Regions from separate parts of the Homo sapiens genome. Here region 2 is linked to region 1. A link is a loop called in an ENCODE intact Hi-C map of the cell type or tissue named here. Cell type or tissue: mammary epithelial cell. All regions are shown on one strand.

What was found. Peaks named below come from ENCODE experiments on the same cell type or tissue, not always from the same donor. Only the 100,000 strongest peaks of a DNase experiment are listed, where the experiment ranks them.
Region 2: a loop joins it to region 1, with 5 times the contacts of the local background. A loop is called at or near these places in 2 of 110 quality-filtered maps.

The regions. Positions count from the first base shown.
Region 1 is chr11:131,973,408-131,981,407 of GRCh38, forward strand. The region is part of intron 2 of NTM (neurotrimin); the gene reads left to right. Among named protein-coding and RNA genes, the nearest start is that of NTM-AS3, 80 kb to the left of the region's middle. RefSeq lists enhancers at 4,020-4,530, 7,752-8,000. In mammary epithelial cell, no CTCF peak of the experiment used is centred here; DNase peaks (open chromatin) are centred at 4,034 and 4,644; H3K27ac peaks cover 2,199 bases.
Region 2 is chr11:132,067,562-132,075,561 of GRCh38, forward strand. The region is part of intron 2 of NTM (neurotrimin); the gene reads left to right. It overlaps LOC124902795 (a long non-coding RNA gene), which reads left to right. Exons shown (of 2, transcript XR_007062958.1): 1 at 1-3,404; 2 at 3,613-7,794. Among named protein-coding and RNA genes, the nearest start is that of NTM-AS3, 170 kb to the left of the region's middle. In mammary epithelial cell, no CTCF peak of the experiment used is centred here; a DNase peak (open chromatin) is centred at 4,760; H3K27ac peaks cover 4,671 bases.

The sequences.
Region 1 (8,000 bases):
TGGTGAACCTTTATTAGTGCTTCTCATGTGAAGCATCCATGCTTGTTCCTCCACTCCACAGTGAATCCCTAAGGGCAGGAGGGGAGTGCTTTGTTCTTCTCATCTTGTTTTTAGAAGACTAACTGGCACAGGCCAGGCGCTGTGGCTCATGCCGATAATCCCAGCACCTTGGGCCACAGTGGGCAGATCACCTGAGGTCAGGAGTTCGAGACCAGCTTGGCCAACATGGGGAAACCCCGTCTCTACTAAAAATACAAAAATTAGCCAGATGTGGTGGTGAGCGCCCGTAATCCCAGCTGCTCGGGAGGCCAAGGCAGGAGAATCGCTTGAACCCGGGAGGCAGAGGTTGCAGTGAGCCGAGATTGCACCACTGCACTCTACCCTGGGCGACAGAGTGAGACTCAGTCTGAGAAAAACAACAACGAAAAAAGAAGAGTAACTGGCACAGCATAGGCATTCAATATGCACAACATGGGCTTGGACTGTGTGGTTCACTCATATGCAGATTTTCTTCTGCCTGTGCCACCCCTGAGGCTGGAAGACCAACTCCTCAGCCTACTCCAGCTGGAGATGGTGAGGACGAAGACCTTTCAGATGATTCACTTCCACTTCATGAGTAGTACATATATTTTTTCTTTCTTGTTATTTTCTTAATAACATTTTCTTTTCTCTAGCTTACTTTATTTTAATAATACAGTATGTAATACATGTAACATACAAAATATGTGTTAATTGACTGTGTTATCAGTAAGGCATCTGTTCAACAGCAGGCTGTTAGTCATTAATTTTGTGGGGTGTCAAAAGTTATATCCAGATTTTCAACTATATGGGGGCTTGGAACCCTAACTCCTGAGTTGTTCAAGGAACATCTGTGTTCAAATGAATGAATGAATGAATGAATTGTGTTAAAATTGTGTCTGTGATAACTTATTCCTTACCCAAAATGCATTTAGGCTAGCTTTTTTTAAGATAGGAGTCCTTTTGCATTTTCCTTAGCACCTCAGAATATTTGTCCTATAGACAATTTGAACAGTGATGAGCATTTGCATATTTATAATCTACATGTGAACTTATACCTCTTTGCTCTCATGTTAATGAGTTCAACACATAGTGAGTTAGCATCTTCTGTGAGCATAGCATAACGTCTGAGAGGTGCACAAAAGATACGTGTAATGTGAAAAGAGATTAGAAGATGTAAGCATGGGCTCTTGGATCTGACTGCCTGGGTTCAAATTTTGACCCTGGCATTTATAAAAAACATGACCTTGGGTAAGTCACTAAAATGCTCTTTGCCTTAGTCTTTTCACTTGAAAAATATTTTTTTTTCTCATAGAGTTATTGTGAAAATTTAGTGAGATAACATATGTGCAAGGCTTGGCACATACTTAGCACTGCATAATTATTAGGTCCTAGTGTTTTTACAGTCTGACCTACAAAACTTTCAAATTTAGAGGGGGAAATAAGACAGAGACTGGAATAGTCTAAACTTTTGAAAAGGCTAAAACATATCACAAATGTCCTAAATTATGCCTATATCGTGTCCTTCTGCGAGCCTCCACTCCATTTATTAATAGTTTGCAAAAACCTTCAGTAGATCTCCCTGCATTGACAAGTGAGTTTTCTTTTCTTAGTGGAGTTCTTCAGACAATGCAATCTGACCTATCTTGTGCCTTAAAAAATATTCAGGTACAGTAATATAACTGCCTAGTTTCCTTGTTTTTCTTTCTTCTTATTTTTTGCCTTTTCAGGTAACAAGTGGGACCAAAATAAGAATCTTGCCTTCTTTTTTTTTGAGACAGAGTCTTGCTCTGTCACCAGTCTGGAGTGCAGTTGAGCAATCTCAGCTCACTTCAACCTCTGCCTCCCGGGTTCAAGCAATTCTTCTGCCTCAGCCTCCCAAGTAACAGGACTACAGGTGCACGCCACCATGCCCAGCTAATTTTTGTATTTTTAGTAGAGATAGGGTTTCACCATGTTGGCCAGGCTGGTCTCTATCTCTTCACCTCATGATCCACCTGCCTTGGCCTCCCAAAGTGCTGGGATTACAGGCGTGAGCCACTGCGCCTGGCCGAATCTTGCCTTCAATGGAAAGCCTAGTCTTCTAGATTTATAAGCCTTAAAATGTTAGGGGAGGGGGGAAAAAAAACCTCCAAACAAAACCCCAATAAAAGCTTAAATAAGGGCCTACGTGAATGAATTTGTCATCAGATGTGTTTGGGTTGCTTGCCACCCTATTTAACGGTGTGTTTGTTTTGTGCCTTTTCTGCCTGAGTTGGTGTAAATGTCTTTTCTCCACGGTTTCCTTCCTGTGATGACATAGATGGGTTGGATTCGAGAGTCCTCAGCTTACCGCTCTTCCACTTGAAAGGAAGAGGGTCATGAGAGGAGAGGATTTCTGGAGTGGAATTTCAATCTCTGGTCATCAGGAAAGGGAAAACATTCTGCCCAGGATTTCCTGTCATTTATTCTGGAGAGCTTTGTGTTGTGCTCTGTGCAGGATCCGAGATATGATTAACTCAACTCTGGAGTCTGTTGGCAGAACCAAGCAGCTCTGGCATCAGAAGAGAGATGTCCTTAGGCCTAACCTGCCCTCCCTGGGGTCTTGTTACCTGCTCAAAAAGAACCCAGTGGCCTTTGAATGCATTTTAAATCTGTGATTGGTGCAGTTTGATGGTCCTTCCTTCCCTCCTTCCCTCCCTCCCTCCCTCATTCCTTCCTTCCTTCCTTCCTTCCTTCCTTCCTTCCTTCCTTTCTTCCTTCCTTCCTTTCTTCCTTTCTTCTTCAGTTTAACTCAGCTTTCAATAAGCTTAATGGGATGAAGTCCAAGCGATGAAAAGAGAGGTGATAAGAGCACAAAGGGGAAGCTTATACCCGAGCATGGGTGAGTACAGGAGATGGGTTGTTCTGATTATTCTTGCTCCTGTTTTGCCTTGGCCACCAGTTGGCCAGGTCGGGGACAGTATGGTTTATGGACTGCTGTCACTTGACTCTTCCTTCTCAGTTGCCTTTTACCTTGGATGAATTTTCAACGTTCTCTTCCCACTTTCAATCATAAGGAGTTGTTGAATAGATTCATGTTTTCTTTCATTCTTCCTTCCTTTTGTCTTTTTTAACTATAGGAGATGGGCACACTGTTCAACACACAGATAATTTAGAAGAATGTTTCAGTGTCAGTTCTTCCTCTCCACCCTCTTTCACCCCAGTTCAGTCATAACTGAAATCACAAATGAATGGATCCAATTAATAGTAAAAATAAAATGTCCAGGATGCTCTCTGGAGTTCTGAGATCCATAGGTCACGGACAGACTCAAGAATACAAAGTCTTCTTCAGGCCTCTGTTTCTAATTTGCAGAAGAAAACAAGAGGGTGAGTAGTATTTTGCTTTGAAAAGCATCTCAGCGAAAGTGCTACATGATAACACAGCCCTCATTTCCATAATTCTGCTCCCTCCGGAGCACAGGTACATTTAATTTCTCACAACTGTTCCCTAAATGAAGAGCAGCATGAGGAATACACAGAGAATGAAAAATATCGGTGTGTGTGGGTAGTACATGACCACTAATCTTTCCTGACATTTACTTTCACTCATGAGCACAGGGGTGACCAGCCCCACCAGTCCTAGATGCTGAAGATAAATGTCAGCACCATCCATTGGAAGCTTTCTATGCATACATGCATATTGGAAATCAAATATATTTGGCTTATCACACACTGAGGAACCCATCCCTTCAGAAATGCATGGATTGATCTCTGCTACCCCACTCACCAGTGCCATTTGGTAAAGTTGGGGAATGGTAAGATAGTTCGCTGCATTTTTAATGGAAGGAAAACAAAAAGCGACTACGCGTAACAGTTTTTACATTATATGCCTTCAGTGCTGTGTGCTGTCACCCCACGTGTTGTACTGCCAAATTTCCCAAGAGCGTCTGCTCTTCCTATTGTGAAAACAATGAGCTGGTGTATGTCATGCAAGGCTATTCTGCCCATGCCAAATAGCTCTGTATGTTTTAACTGTCTTCACACTGGGCTCCACCAATCACTCAGGCGCATACCTCTTCCTCAGCCCTAGGCAATAGAAGTTACAGCATTCATGAGCAATTGCTTTCCTCACATAAAGGAAAAAAAGGATTTTGGTCTTAAGGTCTTGCCAGCTCATTGACTAATTTACTCCTAATCCTGAATGTATAAAGCCACTTGAACATTTCATTTGTGTGACATGGTTAAAGGCTTACGTAAATATAGCTGGTAAGGGCTAGGATTGTAGATTAAAGTCAGAAAGAGGTGATTTTGTTCTTTTTGACTAGATACTGTAAATTCTGATGTCCAATTAAGATCTGAAGGAGAAACCTTTGTAACCCAATGCAATGTGAGTTTCTCGAAGAAAAGGAAAAAAAAGGGAAACAAGTCTCCATTCTCAGGGACCCATTAACAGCTCAGTACAATGACTCTTTATGTGGCCTTTGATATGCAAAAACAGCCCAAAATAATTTATGGAGAAAATCAATTATGAGCTGAAGAGAAAAAGAAAGTTGCCCAGATTAATTACCAAGTCAGGAAGGATGGCAGTGCAAGCACCTGGAGTTATGTCCAAGGGGGACGCCCTTCTGCAAAAATTCTTCATGGTCAGAAGAAGGCTCTGTGGTCAGGAGAGAAGGGAGCCACATGAAGTCAGATGAGCTGAGCTGTACCTTCTGGAATGCTGAGAATGAGAGCGCATATCATCTATTCAGTGAGATAAAAAGGCTGCTTCAAAACTAAAGGTATATTTCATACCCTCGAGTGTGAAGTGCAAATTGACAATGGATGGAACAATAGCATTGGCTAGAAAGCCTGGAATAAAACCATCACAAATTGAATTTAGAGAACTTATGAAAGCTAATTTTATGCATGTTTTATTTTATTACATATTTTTCTTTAAAACAGTAATAGACTCAGGGATGTTGGCAATGGAGGGGATTTTAGAACACCTAGTCTGGTGGATTTCAAATTATTCGGGTCAGAGCACCTATTCTTTTGAACAAATCTTACTCATTATTAAGAAATTAAAGCAAACAAAGTCAGAAGAAAAAAAACAGTAGACCTGCTCTGGCTAAGGGGCTGATGAGGTTGGAGTCTCTTCCCTATTTCCTATGACTGTTCCCGAGGCTCCTGCAGCAGTAACCTAAGGCTCTAGAGTCTCTTCCCTATTGCCTATGACTGTTCCCGAGGCTCCCGCAGCAGTAACCTAAGGCTCTATGGAACACTATCAGAACTCAGTGATTCCTAATATTAGTTCCCACACTAGAACCATGCATCCTCTACCAAAATACGTTTCCTTAGTTTAATAAGTTTGTTAAATATTGCTTGCACAACCCAGAGTTTGGAGAATTACATTAGCACATTGAAGGCTGTGAGAGTAAAACTTCAGATTTGAAATGCATTAACCTATGTTTAACCTGGTTTTTCACCTGCATACTTGAATGTACCTGACCGGGAAACCCTTTTATCAGAAACACGTATTAACATTCTGTGGCAGATAAGTCCCCTAGGATGCAGTTTAGAAAACAAAACTCTTGTCTGGGTTCCAGTCTAACTCCCTTGTTTTTTAAGTGAGGGTACAGAGCCTCCGAGAGCATGTAAATCGCTCGCTCTTGGGTACATACTTGGAAGCAAAGTTAGGAACCAGACATAGGATTCTTGAATCCATGAAGCTAAGGGGATTTTCAAACATATTTTCTTTAATATTTCCACATGTCTGTGGGCAGGGAGCAGTCATGTTCTATTCTTTTGATGCTATACACTGAAACACAGAAAGTCAAGGTTACCCAGTCAAACTCTAGTATAATCCTTCCTTCAGTGCCCTGGTCGGCTTGCTTGGTGCTAAAAGAAAAAAATCAATCCATCTCCCTGCTGAGTGGAAGAGGATAAAGCTGTCCAATTTTTAGATCTTAGATATTTAAACTAAAGAAGTGTGTGATAGCATTATTAACAATTGGCGTAGTAATTTCTTGAGGTTTAGATAAACTAGTTTACATTCGCAACATTTAGTGATGATTTAAGATGCTTTGCTATGTTGGCATTCAAAAATTGGGCAAACCTCTGGCCAAAGTGAAGTACAGCCCATGTGAGCTATGGAAATGCAATTAAAAGGAGTCACAGAGCCTTCTCAACTGCCTGGGCTTAATTAAGATATGATCTGCCAGTCTCTTAGTGGCCATTAATTCATTGTCTGGTAATCCAATAAGGGGTTATTGTTTGAAGCTGTTTGAGAGCCACTTGCCTCACTATTAACTCAAAATTGCCCAAAAGGCGGTACTACAATGTCATTCTCCCTGCCCCAAAGAGGACATGACATTGAAAGACATTTGACATCCACATTTGACAACACTTGAAATGGCAACATTATGGCTTAAGCATTCACAAGTCTATGGATATGATAATGGAACTAGTGACATCTAATTACTAACTGGCAATTAATGATAATAGCCCTTTGTGAATATGTAGGGCCATTCTCTATAGGGAGCTCCTTGCTCTTTGCACATATTAATTAATATAGATAGGCAGGTAGGTGATAGAAAGGTGGCTTTATAACATTATTGCTGCTGAGTAAACTGAGTCAGGTTCCAACTGCACCTTGTAGATGCACAACGATTCCTTGCTGTTTTGAAACTAAATGGATTACAATTTTAAGAGTAATTAAAGAGGAATGAGAACTGTAGGGAAGTGAAGGGAATGGATGTCAAAGGAAAATTCAAGGTATCACTAACTATTTGAATTCTTGATTTACTTCCACCCATGTTTCTGGAATAGGAATTGGTCATTTTTCCCGGATTGGTAGCCAGATATGAAACATTAAGTCGGCTTTCAGCAAAATGATGTCTGGTATATTCAGAATAAGGCCGATTTATTTTCTCCCCACAGAGCCCCATTGATGCTGAATTTTTATTGCCCAATAGAATTCAACCTGGTTGTGATTATCCCATTGGTCCTGCTAGATAAAACCCATGTGTATTTGCCAAACACCCACTTGGAAATGGAAAATTTAATTAAAGACAGGAAACTGAATTTAATGATCTCTACTGATCTCTTAAATTCCCCAAATTATTTCATTATGGCTTACTTATTGAATTTTCTTAAGGAATTCTAAAATAAATGAACAATTACCTGAATTTTGCAGTGTTGTACATAGAAATAGAGTGAGTTTTCACCACACTTTCAAAAACAAGTGAGAGTCTACCCCACTAATTCATATATTCTTTCATTCATAAGCATTTATTGAGCACATACAGTGTGCCAATGCTGTGCTGAGCTCTGGGTGTACTGATAGAAAAAGCTTTGATGTGGCCCTTAAGATGCTCAGTGTGGTGATAGAAAGGAAGTTAAACAAATAAGTACAATCCGGAGTGACCAATTCTACAACAGAAAGATGAGCAAGTTATGGGGAGTAATGAGGGCAAAGAGGAATGAGAGTTAACTTTGTGAGTAGCCCCTGCCTGGCTGTGCGATAGGGGTTCAAATCCGACTCTATGTTTATGGGAAGTACTTTGTTCCATCTGCCTATCCACCTGTCATTACTTCAAGTTGATTTAATAGTTCTGCAGTTGGGACCTGTGGGGTGTGTGTATGTGTGTTTATAATAAGTTTAAATGAGGTAATCCTTTTATAACCTCACTACTCCCTATTGGGATTTGTTTGTTTTGATGGAAGGGAGGGAGATGAGATTTGGCACATAGCAGGTATCCAGCAAATGCAACTGCAGCCTGAAGAGTCAACGTGGACAAATCCCAAACAATGTGAGCCCTTTGGGAATGCTCCGCTTTGTGTTTCCTCTGAATTGCATGAGGCTACCAGATGAGGACAGGAGGAGAAAGAATTAAAGTGTCCTGACACCGTGTTCCAGGTTGTGTAGCTTTTAAGTGGGCACCCATTTTTCCACCTAAGAGCTCCAATGTGCCTCTGTTTGACCACATGGCTTTCCGGTTAGCTGTGTGACAGCTGGATGTCCCAGCATTTCTTTCTCT
Region 2 (8,000 bases), 94 kb after region 1:
AAGCATAGAATAACAGTTGTAGGCACTCCTATTCCAAAGGGGAGAAAATGGAAGGAAGAAAAGGTTACCCAGACCCAGGCACCTTCCAAATCCAGTAGGGCAAATTCCATTACATGCAAGGCCTGGGAATAATCCCCTGAGGCTAATTTCACTGCCCTCTGGGCCCATAGCTCTGCCTTCTGGCCTTGCAATTCTGGGCTCTGGTTCCAAAGCTCAGCCCTCACAGTCATCTTTCCTTTTTTCATGAAGGGTAGCACATGTTTGCAACTTTGTAGTTTTATGAGCTTATTTTCTTTCTATGGAATTTTGGGAGTCTAGCAACCTTCTTTCATTTAGTCATGTCCTTGATCCTTTCAGTCTAAGCTGGACATGTTTCTACTGATGTAATATTCTCAAAAACCTGGTGATTCTCCTGTATGTGTCATAGGGATTCATATTATTAGACAAAAGGGTCCTCCACAGAATTTCTTAGATAATCTCATCTTTCTTTCTGACCTATGCTGATATCCATTCATATCCAAGGGTCACATACCCATTCCCTTCAGTTCTAGCAACAGGGTGTTCAGTCATATACTTGGCGTTCTCTCCAGAGGACATTTTGTTAACAGTGGATCTTCTAATTTTAGCATATTTTGCAATTTAAACAAGCTGTTAATTTCTAAATCAAGGGTCTTTTTTTGCGTAACACTTCTTTCCTCAATTAATCTATTTTTGCTCACATTTTACTATAAGCAGAAAGAAGAAACCAGGCTGCACCTTGAGTACTTTGCTTGGAAGTCTCATCAGCTAAATGTCCACATTAATGGCTTAAAAGTTTTGCTTTACACTAACTGTAAAACAATTCAGCTAAGTTTCTGCTTCTGTATAACAAAAATTGCCTTTCTTCTAGTTTCCAACAACATGCTTCTAATTTTTTTCTGAGACCTCACCAGAAGGGCTTCTATGGATTCGCTGGTAAAGACAATCTGGGCTTTTTCTATCATGCACTTACAAGTTCTTTGAGCCTCTACTCATTGTCCAATTCCAAAGCCAGCTGCACATTTTTAAAGTGTATTTCTTCTAGCAATAACTCACTTCCTTGTAGCAAAATCTGCATCAGTCAGGGTTAAACCAGAGACACAGAACTAGTAAGAGACATCAAAAGGGGTGCATTGCAGGGAGTTGGCTCACATGATGATGGGTGCTGGCTAGGCAAGTCTGAAATCTGTAAAGCAGGCCATCAGGAATGGCAGCTGGAGCTTTCTGGCACAGGCTGAAGCTGCTGTCCACAAGTGGGATTTCTTTCCAGAAACCTCAGTTCTGCCTGTAGGGCCTTTCAGCTGATTGGGTGAGACCCACCCAGATTATCCAGGATCATCTCTTTTATTTAAAACCAATTTTATTTTTGAATGTTAATCTCATCTACAAAAATGGCTTCACAGCAATGACGAGATTAGTATTTGATTGACTAACTGGGCATTGCAGCCTAGCCAAGTTAACATGTCAAACTGACCATCACAGGTTAGTAAACACGTCACACAGCCAAGTTAACACAACAAACTGACGATCACAGGTTAGTTTACACGTCACACAGCCAAAACACGTCAAACTGACCATCACAGGTTAGTTAACACGTCACACAGCCAAGTTAACACGTCAAACTGACCATCACAGGTTAGTTAACACGTCACTCAGCCAAGTTAACACGTCACACTGACCATCACAGATTAGTTAACACGTCACTCAGCCAAGTTAACACGTCACACTGACCATCACAGGTTAGTTAACACGTCACACAGCCAAGTTAACACGTCACACTGACCATCACAGGTTAGTTAACACGTCACTCAGCCAAGTTAACACGTCAAACTGACTGTCACCGGTTAGTTAACACGTCACACAGCCAAGTTAACACGTCAAACTGACCGTCACAGGTTAGTTAACATGTCACACAGCCAAGTTAACACGTCACACTGACCGTCACAGGTTAGTTAACACGTCACCCAGCCAAGTTAACACGTCAAACTGACCGTCACAGGTTAGTTAACACGTCACACAGACAAGTTAACACATCACACTGACCGTCACAGGTTAGTTAACAGGTCACCCAGCCAAGTTAACACGTCACACTGACCATCACAGGTTAGTTAACACGTCACACAGCCAGGTTAACACGTCACACTGACCATCACAGGTTAGTTAACACGTCACACAGCCAAGTTAACACGTCAAACTGACGATCACAGGTTAGTTAACACGTCACACAGCCAAAACACATCAAACTGACCATCACAGGTTAGCTAACACGTCACACAGCCAAGTTAACACGTCACACTGACCGTCACAGGTTAGTTTACACGTCACACAGCCAAAACACGTCAAACTGACCATCACAGGTTAGTTAACATGTCACACAGCCAAGTTAACACGTCAAACTGACGATCACAGGTTAGTTAACACGTCACACAGCCAAGTAAGTTAACACGTCAAACTGACCGTCACAGGTTAGTTAACACGTCACACAGCCAAGTTAACACGTCACACAGCCAAGTTAACACGTCAAACTGACCGTCACAGGTTAGTTAACACGTCACACAGCCAAGTTAACACGTCAAACTGACCGTCACAGGTTAGTTAACACGTCACACAGCCAAGTTAACACGTCAAACTGACCATCACAGGTTAGTTAACACGTCACACAGCCAAAACACGTCAAACTGACCATCACAGGTTAGTTAACGTGTCACACAGCCAAGTTAACACGTCAAACTGACGATCACAGGTTAGTTTACACGTCACACAGCCAAAACACGTCAAACTGACCATCACAGGTTAGTTAACACGTCACACAGCCAAGTAAGTTAACACGTCAAACTGACCGTCACAGGTTAGTTAACACGTCACACAGCCAAGTTAACACATCACACAGCCAAGTTAACACGTCAAACTGACCGTCACAGGTTAGTTAACACGTCACACAGCCAAGTTAACACGTCAAACTGACCGTCACAGTTTAGTTAACACGTCACACAGCCAAGTTAACACGTCAAACTGACCATCACAGGTTAGTTAACACATCACACAGCCAAAACACGTCAAACTGACCACCACAGGTTAGTTAACACGTCACACAGCCAAGTTAACACGTCAAACTGACCATCACAGGTTAGTTAACACGTCACACAGCCAAGTTAACACGTCAAACTGACCGTCACAGGTTAGTTAACACGTCACTCACCCAGGTTAACACGTCACACTGACCGTCACAGGTTAGTTAACACGTCACACAGCCAAGTTAACACGTCACACTGACCATCACAGGTTAGTTAACACGTCACTCAGCCAAGTTAACACGTCACACTGACCGTCACAGGTTAGTTAACACGTCACACAGCCAAGTTAACACGTCAAACTGACCGTCACAGGTTAGTTAACACGTCACACAGCCAAGTTAACACGTCACACTGACCATCACAGGTTGGTTAACACGTCACTCAGCCAAGTTAACACGTCACACTGACCGTCACAGGTTAGTTAACACGTCACACAGCCAGGTTAGCACGTCACACTGAGAATCACAGGTTAGTTAACACGTCACACAGTCAAGTTAACACGTCAAACTGACCATCACAGGTTAGTTAACACGTCACACAGCCAAGTTAACACGTCACACTGACCATCACAGGTTAGTTAACACGTCACTCAGCCAAGTTAACACGTCACACTGACCATCACAGGTTAGTTAACACGTCACACAGCCAAGTTAACACGTCACACTGACCATCACAGGTTAGTTAACACGTCACTCAGCCAAGTTAACACGTCACACTGACCATCACAGGTTAGTTAACACGTCACACAGCCAAGTTAACACGTCACACTGACCACCACCGTGCTTGCCTGTATTAAGCCCTTGATGCCTGTGTATCTGTTAAAATGAAAGACTGTGATAGTAGAATGTTCCCTTCCTATCAGTGAGGAGATCATTTGATTCAAATGTGGGAAAAATTAAAGATCATGAAAATACATTAGCCATGATTATAATGGGAGTGTGGGGAAGGGCATGGTAAATATTTAGAATAAGCTAAACTTCTAATGAAATGAGATCTCCTCAGCTGGGGCTGGTGGACCCAGATGAGCTTCAGTGGGTCATGAACCTCCCAGAATTATATGGGGTGTGCGTTTTTGTGTGAAAGAGAGAAAGAACATTTTTTTTTTCTGGAATTAGAGTTCATAGCTTTTATCAGATTCACACAAAAAAGTGCGTTGTATTATAAATGTAACTACCTCATATATATGGTAACCAGGTCATCCATCAGTAGCAATAGGCCTGTATTAGGAGTCCTTGACGGTGGATCTAATAAAATCTTCTGTGCTCGTAACTCACACCTACCTGGATATTCTAGAATCAGCTCTTGGAGAACTCAGAGGTAATACAGATAGTGGTTCTTATAGGGATTGGCTAGGGCAAAATTAGGAGATGCTTGTTGTACCAAAGTCTACTGGTATGTTTCCTACTAATAAATCATGCCTGATGCCCCCAAGTCAATGACTCGATAGAGGAAGTGAGTGATGAGGCAGGCAGCATAACTCTGTGAATGAGCCAACCCCAGCCCTTCCCCTGACTTAAAAAGGGGTTAATGAACACAGATGGCTGCAAACCCCCCAAGCAGCCAGCATACTGTAAAACAATATTAACATCATTGCCTTTTGAATACCATGTCTTGTAAACCCCAGGATATGACAAGCCTCTTTAGAATCTTCTTTGATTGTGTTACTCAGACTCCCGTAGGGAAGTAGGGAGGGGTAGGGGTAGATACCAGAGGAAATGTGTAATTAGGAGTCTCTTAGAACAATAAGGGTTCTCAAACACATATGTGTGCAACTGATTTGTTGCTTTTGGTATTTCTGTTGGTGAGTAATTAACTAACCATGTTTTGGGGGCAGTCTGTGCAAGCTTGGGCAATCTGATAGTTGTGAACCATGGGGAAAGAATAGTTGCCTTTAGCTATATTTTCAGAAAAATACTAAGTGGAGATGTGAATGGAAAGGAAAGAACAGACTTTCTGGAGAGATGCCATTATGGTAATGTCAGAACTTCCTTTCAGTCTCAGATAAATCTTTCTTGTTATCACCCTTATTTTTAGTTTTACTCAAGACAGGAGGCCCAGTTCAGTTGGAGAGTGCCGTGTACACAGATATCCCTGCCACCTCCCCGGGAGAGAGGCACAGGGGCCTCTGCGGGACTCTGGCCCCTTATTTTACGGTTGTGATTCCTCCTCACTGTGGTGCCTGTGTGTGGGGTTTCAGGGAGAGGGGCCTTTTGATTTGACTGCTGAGAGGAATAGGGGTTTTCTCCTGGGAACTCTTCTGAGAGAATAAGCTTTTGACAAACACTCTTTGAAAGTTACTCTATGGCCAGATGCGTGCAGATCCAAAGATGGTGTCATTTGTGAAAAATGAGGCTGGCTTATGAGCTGGGTCCATTTGCACACAGCCTGCAGCCACGGAGTCCCTCAGCTTGGAGATGTGCTAGCTCCTTCTGTCCTGTGGGCTGCTGGGGCTTTGTGTCACTGGCATCAGAAAACAGAATTTGGCAGTTCTCTAGGCTAAGGGTTTCCAAACTAAGTGTCCTCTGTATTAACAACGAGGAGCCAAAATGGGGACTTTTCTATTTGTGAAGGGGATCCAGTGAAAATAAACTGTTTTATTTTGGTGACTTTGAGTATAGGAATTGTCTTCTCTGGACCTCAGTTTATCCAACTAGAAAAATGGGAGCAGAGGTGCCTAGTTATCTTTAGGAATGTTCTGTGACTTAATGAAGCAATATTTATGTAATGATTTGGTGGTGTAAATGTCCCCAGCAGTGCATGATGTTAGTTGTATGTTTGCAAAGTACCTAGCTCCCCTGGTAAAGGTAACCTTTGTAAATGGCAAGCTATGAGTATTGTTAAAAGGACATATGGCTCCACCTTCTTTCCAAAAAAGATCACTGAGGAATATAGGGCCAGTTAAATAGCATAGAAAGAGGTTCAGAGTGTCTTGACCTGGAGCAGTTTTTAAAACCTCAGGCCAAAACTCCACTAGGAAACTCACCAAACTAACCATTATGGTCAATTTCATTTTGAAATAAAGCACCCTAATTCATCTGTCCAGGAGTCCAGGTTCCTGTGTGGCCCAAGGTTGCATTCGGAGGTCAGAGTAAATCCTGTCGCTAAAGAGCCACTCCTTCTAGAAATAGCTTTTTTTAATGTCTGCAATTTCTCAATTCAGTTCTTTGACTCTTTAGTTCTATCCCATTTCTGGCCACAAACCTGTTTGGGGTTTGCTCCACCATAAGTCAACACATGCACATGCTTTCCCATCAGTTCCCAGAATGCAGAGGACACTGTAGGTCTGCTAAGGGGCTTCTTTCAGAACTTCTGGGGTTAACGTGGTTGGAATGTGTGCTAACAGGCTGCTCTCACAGTGGCAGTTCTAATTGGCTGAGGATGAGTCTTGAAATGTCACAGAAAGATTTATCTCTCAGCACAGATTCTCCCTCAACTAATTTTTCAGTAGGCCACCAGATAATGGGTTGTTTGGAAAACAATATGCAGTTCTCAGATGCCTTTCTGTGTTGGAATGAACTTGGTAGGCTATTTGAAGCAAAATGGCTGATGGCAAGGAAACTCTTGACTGACTTACAGGCCATTGGACACTGGGAACACCAGGCCTTGCTTGTGAGGGATTTGGCTGAGTCAGTTTCTCAGGGTCCATCACCATTCTTGTGGGGACTCAGCACACAGGTGGGTGGGGAAACCTGCCTCAGAAGTTTGGCTTATAAAGAAATATGGGGATTGATATCTGGATCCTTTTATATCAGCAGCAAGGATTAATTTTAGAGAAGATATTTCATAAAAAAATGGATTCTTCCCTACTCTCAGTTTCTCAGGAAAAATATATTTGCTTGATTTGAAGGTACCATTGACAGTTAGCTGCTTGTTGATTTAATAACAGCTTTTTTTTTTTAGGATTAAGAGAAATAGAAAAATGGGCACCATGTTCAACATACATACAGATTAGAAGATAAATTTCTATTTCAGAAACATTGCAACACTGTTCGCAACAACCAAGATATGGAAACACTAAATGTCCACTGCTGGATAAATGGATAAAGAAAATGTGGAATTTACATACAGTGGAGAAATTTGTTAAAGAATAGAAACTTACAGCTACACAGTATGGATAAGTTCTGGTGTTGTATACCACTGTAGGATGACTATAAAAATAATACAGTATGTAGTTTCAGATAGTTAGAAGGAGGATATTGAATGTTCCTAATGCAAAGAAATGATAAATGCTTGAGATGATAGATATATGAATTACCCTAATCTGATCACCATAAGTTGTATGTATTGAAAAATCACTATGTTCCCTATAAACATGTACAATTATTAAGTGTCAATTTTTTAAGAGTATATAAAGATGCATACAGGGAATGCTGCAATATGTGACATCATGGATGGACCTTGAGGACATTATGCTGAATGAAATAAACCAGTCAGAAAGGACAAGTACTCCATGATTCCACTGATGTGAGATATCTAAAATAAGCAAATTCATAGAATCAAAGAGTGGAATGATGGTCACCAGGGGCTGGAATGAGAGGGGAATGAGCATGGAGTTTCAGTTACGCAAGATGTGTAAGTTCTGGAAGTCTCCTGTACAACATTGTACCTCTGGTTACCGTATTATACACTGAAAATTTGGTTAAGAGGGTAGAGCTCATGGTAAGTGTTCTTGCTGCTATAAAATAAAATTTTAATCAATACATATTAAAATGTGAAAACATATTTTGTAAAACTAAGGTGCAACAATATTTTTGGTGACTCACCATTAAAAGTCCTACATACATTTGCTCTAGAATCCTATTCCAAGATGGGATTCCAAGTTGATTTTGCATTTCTAAGGTTAGCAAACATTTTGTCTTTTATTGGTTGTTTTATACATATGTATACCTATGTAGCAAGAAAATTTCT